Regions from separate parts of the Homo sapiens genome. Here region 1 is linked to region 2. Evidence: chromatin loops called from intact Hi-C (ENCODE). Cell type or tissue: K562. All regions are shown on one strand.

Region 1 (4,000 bases), 66 kb after region 2:
TATCTATATCTGCCTCTCTATATGTCCATTTGATCCTTACAATAAAACCAAATAAAAGATATTATTAATTCAATTTTACAGATGAAGAAATATAATTTTATATTATATAAATAACTTGTACAACATTATTTGACTATTAATTGATGGAGTCAGAATTCAACCTCAAGTTCCTCTAAATGCAAATCCTTTGAAAGTCTTCAACAGCAAAGAGCTAGTCCTATATCTGGTAAACAGGGCAATGTGGAATAAAAAGAAAGGTGTCTGTTTTGCCAAATCCTAAAGATTAAATAACAGGTGGCAAGCAATGACATTGCCCCTATTAAAATGAGTGACAGTGCTGTACAGTTTGTTTCACTAAAAGAGAAGACAAGGAAGTCTGAGGATGATTTCTAGACAGGAATCATCATTATACAGAACCAAGTAGCTAGGTCACTCCATTAGACTGATTGAAATTATTAAGATAAGTAGTATGAGTCAACACTAAAAATGTTACTATGAAAAGCTTAACCTCCTGCAATAGAAGAGAGAACAAAGAAATCCAGCACAAAAAGGCATTCCATGTATTTTTTTTAAAAGAACAAGTATATAAATGAGTTTACATGCTCGAAGAGAAAAATTCATTTGCCACTTAGACTAGTATTATAAGCATTGATCAACAATGATGATCAAAGCAGGCCATATATACAAATTTCTAAGTTTAAAAATATCAAAAGCCTTACTTTAAGAAGTCCATCTTAAAATAAATCCCAAAGAAACTGGTTAATTGAAATGAAACAGTTATTTATGAAATTTGCTTTTGTCAACAAAATGCAAAAATAATGCCCTTCCAAGAGAGAACAGTGTAAAACTTATTTCTAGACATTAATATGGGAAGCTTTCTTTTTAACATAAACTCAAAGTTGAACATTTTGATTTCAAGGTTTGATCCATCCAACACACAGTTCCTGAGAGAGAGAGAGCATCTTCTTAGAATTCTTTGTGGTTCTCTGAGGTCTTTTTATTCTCACTGACTGAGCTGACTGAATAGCACAGGTGACAATTCTCTAAGAGTAAGAAGTACCACAGTACAAGACATTTGCACAATGGAATCAATTTACAGGAGGACGAAAGGTTTTTAAATTAATCAAAGTAGTCTGGAGTTTACAGATTTTCTTTAAAGAAAATGCTTATGCAAAGTTAACTACAATTTGTCTAAATTTGCTTCATGTTGACCTCCTGTAATATAAAAATAAATGGTTAATTGTCCTTGACTAAAGGACCTGAACACTTTATGATTGTTAAAATAGTTTAAAATTTAACTATTTGGAGCCAAGTTAGAAACTGACATTTAATTACTGGTAATCATTAGAAAAAATTATATAAATTTGTCATATAATGTGAAAAAAATTATTCTTATTATATTATAAATGTAAATGTCCTAGAAGGAGCTCATAAGGAACATTTTCCTCCATGTCAGAATAATAATACATCAAGTTCAGGAATTTCCTTATCCAAAAACTTTCGTTAATTCAGTTGTGATTTTGATTTTACTTCCAAATTAGGTTGTGCAAAATCCCATAGGTTTTTTTTTTAATTTTTAGAAGAAAAGTGGCAAATGTCAATTTTCAAAAATACAGGAAACTATAAAAATTTAAAATCCAACTTATAGATGGCTTTATTAACATTATTATATAGGCCTTTGTATCTTTAATGCAGAAAAGTAGAGAGTAAAAAAAAATACATTCAGCTTTTAATTTCCAAAATAAGCATTTGATTCCACAGCGACACAATAATCTTAAGTGCCAAGATTTACTTAAAGAGAAAATGAGAAATTCCAAAAGTTCCCTCTAAATATTAAGTGTTAATCTTGGCTAATTCGGATCACAAAAGCTTACTGTAAACCATTGATAACGGGATTTCAGAGAAGTTCTGGCCAGGCAAGAAGACGAATGGAAAGCCTTCAGAGAGGAGGAAGGGGAGATTCAGATAAACAGAACCTGAAAAGAGACTACCCCCTTTGGGTCGCAGCCAAATACAGGAAGGCGCTAAGAAAATCCACAACAAAAATCCTAGATATGCAAATGGGGGAAGCCAAGAACATCTGAGAATCCAGCTCCTTTGCCTCACAACATTTAATGTGTCACACGCAGTTATTTTACCTCTGTAGGGTCAAAAGCACTGAAAAATGACACCGAGATTGTCTATTTGGGCTCAGTCATCCCTATATGTGTTGTATGACAGAGCCAGCATTTTGATCCCATCAAGGTAGCAGTCAGATTGGGAGAGGACAGCAACAGCAAGACCCACCAAGAATAGACTGCAAGTCTCACTCGCTGTGGACTCTTAACAGTAGTTAAGAAGTTACCCAGACATCACTCATGTCCGGTCCCAGTCTTTAGGAGACCAAAAGAAACCGAGGAAATGTCACACAATCCAGGGGGCCCTTCCCCATCACAAGAAGACATGTTCCTAGGCTTTCTTTTACATCCTGACGCCATCTTGGAATGAGAAAGCAAACACTAGCATAAGAGACTGGTAATCTACTCAGAAGAGGCCTTTTGCTGAAAGTTTAGATTTGTTCCCCTCTTTTCTCCCTGCTACCTGTCTCCCATTAGTGGTAAATGAGTGCAAGAAGAAATTACACTCAGAAGGAGGGACAATTTTTTTAAGGCAATTTGAGTTATGGTAATTTCAATTCAATTTTGGCATGCTATACAGATGTCAAAAGAAATTCTCTGATATGATTTCAGGACTGGATGATATTTTTCAATTATAGCCATTTTTTAAAAGCCTCACCTTTATCATATTGCTCCCCTTTGTCATTTCTCTACATTCAAGCAGCTATCTGTGCTATCTCATACTGCAGCCACTAGCCACATGTAGCCATTTAAATTAAAATAATTAAAACTGAATATAATTAAAACTTCACTCTCTCAGTCACATTAGCCACACTTCAGGTGCTCAGTTGCCACATGTAGCTATTTCCATCATCACAAGTTTTATTAGATATCACTGAAAATAGACTATACGATGCCTATTACCTCGTAAGAGGGGATATAAAATGGCCCAATACAGAAAAGGATGAGTATTGCTGACTTTGATTTCTAAAACCCTAAACCCATAGAGACATAAAAAGAAGTCCAAGGTATTAACCACAATGCTTGGGAGAATGGTGTTTAAAAAGACTGATGCTTTCTCCAAAGACAGGAACCCTGGCCTAGGGAGCAAGAAGATAGTGGTGAAGGGATAGAATCTAGAGATGAGGGACAGGAGCAGTTATTGGGAGTTAGGAAAGTTCAAAATACTCATTTCCTTTTCCTAATGTAGGCTGGAGACAAGAGAATGACCATCAAAAAAGGGACAGAGCACCAGAGTTTAAGGGATCAGGAGGAGAGGAACACAGCATGCCTCTGAGGTAAACAATAGGAAAAATAATTGAGGGCCACATGGGATAATGGACATCTCAGCAGACATCTGTGTGTGTAGTCAGAAGACTAAAAAAACAAGGTGAATTAGCCCTTTCATACACACCTCCCCCCACCTCACTCCCATACCAGTGCCTTGATACTAGTTACCCTCTCAAACTTCGATAAATCTCAGTATAGTGGTGGGGGTGGATATAAAAAAATTCACTTAAGTTAGGTTTCTGCCACTCAAATGGATGGCTGGTGGTTCTAAATGGATCTATACATCTTATTAACCAAGTTAGGAAATAAAATTATATTCATCCTCTGTATACTTTCTTATAATAAGGTGCAATATGTCAATTCACTAGGCCCCTGGCATCATGCCTCCTATAAAGAAAAACTGCCCATTTTGTCAACAGTCCTAAATTTGCAAATGACACTTTTGAGTGCTTTCCAAATTTGGGGGTAGATGCCACCATGTGTTCCTGGTGATTAATATGCATCTAATTTGTCAATTAGTATAGAACATCCAGTCCTGCTGATATCATAAGTTCAGAATGAAAAATATTGTTTTGGTAATTCATAAATATGCATGAAAATCAAAGACCAATATA
Region 2 (4,000 bases):
CTGAGTAGCTGGGACTACAGACACACTCCAACACACCAGGTTAATTTTTGTAGTTTTGGTAGAGGCAGTGTTTCACCATGTTGCCCAGGCTGGCCTTGAGCTCCTGGGCTCAAGCAATCAGCCTGCCTCGGCCTCCCAAAGTCCTGGGATTACAGGTGTGAGCCACCACCACCGCCACCGCACCGGCCTCATGTCTAAAAATATTACATAAAAAAAGAAAATTTCTTCAAGTAAAGAAAAATAGCAACTCTTCTAAAACAAAAAAATATAAAGTGTGATTATCCTTAATGGTCAATCTTCAGATGCATTACCTTTAAATTCAGAAACAAGATAGAAATACCCGCCATCACTTCTGATAACATCTAGTTAACATTTAAAATGTGCATCCCTTATCATTCAGTAATTCTACCAGCCTTTAATATGAGCAAAACATAGGTATATTAAAATTTCATGTTAACTTATTTGTAATAGGGGAAAAATCAATAAGCAATATGAATGCCTACCAAGGTGACATTAAATGAATAAAATAGGAGTAGCATGTCTTTTTCAATGATTAAAGTATAACAGTTAAAAGAAGTGGCCAGGCACAGTGGCTGATGCCTGTAACCCCAGCACTTTGGGAGGCCAAGGCGGGCGGATCACCTGAGGTCAGGAGTTCAAGACCAGCTTGGCCAACATGGTGAAACCTCATCTCTACAAAAATATAAAAATTAGCTAGGCATTATGGTGGGCGCCTGTAATCCCATGTACTCGAGAAGCTGAGGCAGGAGAATCGCTTGACCCTGTGAGGCAGAGGTTGCAATGAGCCAAGATCGTGCCATTGCACTCCAGCCTGGGTGACAGAGCCAGACTCCATCTCAAAAAAGAAAAATTTATCTCCTAAATGAACACATGTATGTGTATGTTTGTGAGTATCAGAAATATCAACTAGTTGTTATAGTATTAATTAATTAAAACAACCTAAATGACCACAAACAAGGAATGTTTTAAATGAATGTATGGAGTCAGGCTAAGTTTTAAATTCTGACTCTGAGTTTAATAAATTACTTTAAATCTTTAAACCCTATGTCCCTCCCTTGAAGTTTACAGAGTAATGTGATTAATAGATGGTTACGTGTGCTATTATAAATAATTCACTTAGCAGGTTTTTTGAGAGAATGTAGAATTTCAGCAAATGATAGGTGCTATTGTTATTACTATAATTCTTATTTTACTTTTTATGATTATGAGTCTAATTTTTTGACAATTTTATTTAGGTTCCACTTATCAGTTATTTTTATGAGGACCTTGCTACTTGACCTTAAGTATCGTATGACATTTATAATTTAAGCAAATATGTTTATGACTTATTTTATTGTTTTAATTTACTTTCTTTTACCTTTTCAAATAATTAATTTACTAGTCCTATTTATTCAACAATTCTTTGTTTCACTAATTTATTTGGTCACCTCTATCACTCTCTCTCTCTCTATATATATATATTCATGGTTGGACTTATGTCTATTTTGTCTTATTTTGATGCTTTATCTGTAAATTGCTAATTTAATTACTGTGAGTTCACAGTAAGATTTAGCTCTTAGTCAATCAAATTGCTCATCGTTACTCACTTATTTTAACAAAATATATAAGTTATTTTCACCTGTTAACATTTTCATTTAACTCCAGATTACAAAGCTCTTAAAAAGGGGATCAGAAAACTGAGAGAGAGAATGAGGAGAAAAGAAGAGAAAGTTAGGGAGAAAAAGAAGGGGGAAAAGAGAAGGGATTGAACAAGACAGAAGATGAGATGGTGGAGAAAAGAGTGGAAAAAGATGACCTTTAAAATACTGCATTAAAACTATAAAATACCTTGGAAAGAAACAATATTTGTACAATTATTCAGTTTTACCATTCAGGGACATTGTAAATCTCTTTGATATCTGAATATTTGTATATATTCACTACACGAAACTTTCATTTTACCTTAAGGTAGATTTTAAATGTAATAATATGGTTTAAATCATTATATGATTGATATGAATAAAAATCTGCCATTCTTATAGAAAATACTAGACAATATAATGGTCACATACAACACTTCTCAGTTAAACTTGAACTTGACATGCACATTATCTAATTGGTCTCATAACAATTTTCCATTTTCCATTTTCAATTACCATTTTTGAACACAGTGTAATGATGAGTAGAAAACCTAATAGTAAAACATATTTGCATTGTCCTGTTTAAAAACCTTAGACTTGATCAGAGGACAAACAAGTTTGAAACAACAACAACAAAAAAGCAGAATCTAAAGAAACGGGGCATGAGAAAACAGGTTTATGTAACATCACCTACAGCCTATATAATAAAAGAGAAAATACATGTCTGGCGCCTGCATATTTTGGAACGTAGCAGCATAATACTCTGTGCACTCACTGAAGTCAACCAAGCAAGCACCACATCGACACTGAACAAGCCTGCAGAGGACACCAAAGCACAACCTGTGCTACACTGACACATACAAAGAAATATGTAGTAACTGTAGAAGCCTAATTTAGGTTCAAAGTAGCACCATGGAATTAACTAGTCACGCCTGAGACTGCCTGCAAGGAGTTACCAACTGAAAACCTAGGTGAGTCAAAAGAAAGGGACAAATAAAGAAGTTTAGGTCATTTATATAAATATGTAAATCCAAGTGTGCTTGTTTGAAAATATTTAGGGCACTGTCTACATACTATCTATTATTTCTCCCTCTCTCCTTGTTGCCTTTCACCTGGAGACTTGGAGGTGGGGAGTTCCTGCCTTAACAGGGTATGTGATCCGAATTGGGACTGCAGGAATTGTACTGCTGTTTACTACCGTCAGCAGCTGTCCTGTTTCTTAGGATCACCAGGGAGGAGTGAGAACATCCGCTGGAGGAGGCAGCAGGAAAGGATATCAACAGAATCAACTTAATTTTTCCAGCATGGAAATAACCCAAGCCATTTAACTGGAAGACAACATTAAAAATGATACCAATGTATTTTAGAAATTATAAGTTTAGCAAAAGGAAAAATTATAGTATTTGAATATTTCCTTTTGGTTTCCACTATATGCCACATATCTAAATTGCATGTTGAATGCAGCTGACAAATTTATTCAGAGAACTGGACATGCTGCTATTATAGTGTCCTGTGGTGGGCTCAGTAATTGGACATTGAATCTAGCTAGAATTCATACCCAGTGACGTTTTGCTGAGGGTAAATGTATTCTGGCAAATGGCATGATTTTCTCTAGCTAGAATACTAAAATGGAGGCAGTCCACCTGTGTGGACAGCTGCTACTTCACAGATTCTTTGCCAGGAACCACCATTTAATAGAATTGTGTAGACATTACGTTTGTTGTTTTCCTCTGACAAAAAGCAAGATGAGTTGAACCTGAGTTTTTGCCTTGTCTTGTTTTCATAGCTTCTGTGATTTATCAGGAAACAATACTTGGTAATGTCATTTTCTTTGGTTCTGGTCAGAGCAATCCTTTGATACTTTATGAATTACTTATCTCACTTTCATAAGGCTTAACGTGGAAAATTAACCTCCCATACATTTCTAATTAGTTTTTAATGAATTTTAGCTTCCCTGATAGGAAAAGCTCTATCCAACTAGCTACTAGAAATTTAATCTGCATTACTGAAGTATATGACAACCACCCCTAGGGGAGAAATGTCCTTGAGTTGTGTGTATGTGTGTATGTGTATGTGTTTGTCATTTTCAGAAATAATTCACATTCTAAATGTTTACCTCCATCTTTGATTGCATAAGGAACTACCATCATTTGCAACGAATAAGTGATTTTCATTATGCAATGCTGACCATAATGTAAATTATACAATGATCAGAAGTACTGAATTGCTTGTATCTGCTTATGCTTTTAAGATATAAAAGAAATAGGTCAAACTAGCAAATTATGTAATTAAATGTAATTTTCCAAGTTAAGGGTACATTGGCCAGAATAAAACCAAAAATATAGTATCATACCCAAACT

What was found. Hi-C counts contacts between places; a loop is a spot of excess contacts. Peaks named below come from ENCODE experiments on the same cell type or tissue, not always from the same donor. Only the 100,000 strongest peaks of a DNase experiment are listed, where the experiment ranks them.
Region 1: it touches region 2 in a loop (2.4-fold over the local background); 1 of 110 quality-filtered maps calls a loop at or near these places.

Annotation. Positions count from the first base shown.
Region 1 is chr6:68,694,001-68,698,000 of GRCh38, reverse strand. All of the region lies in intron 3 of ADGRB3 (adhesion G protein-coupled receptor B3), which reads right to left. Among named protein-coding and RNA genes, the nearest start is that of ADGRB3, 61 kb to the right of the region's middle. RefSeq lists an enhancer at 3,130-3,682. In K562, no CTCF peak of the experiment used is centred here; a DNase peak (open chromatin) is centred at 1,970.
Region 2 is chr6:68,759,968-68,763,967 of GRCh38, reverse strand. All of the region lies in intron 3 of ADGRB3 (adhesion G protein-coupled receptor B3), which reads right to left. Among named protein-coding and RNA genes, the nearest start is that of ADGRB3, 130 kb to the right of the region's middle. In K562, a CTCF peak has its summit at 2,457 (motif pointing right); a DNase peak (open chromatin) is centred at 2,467.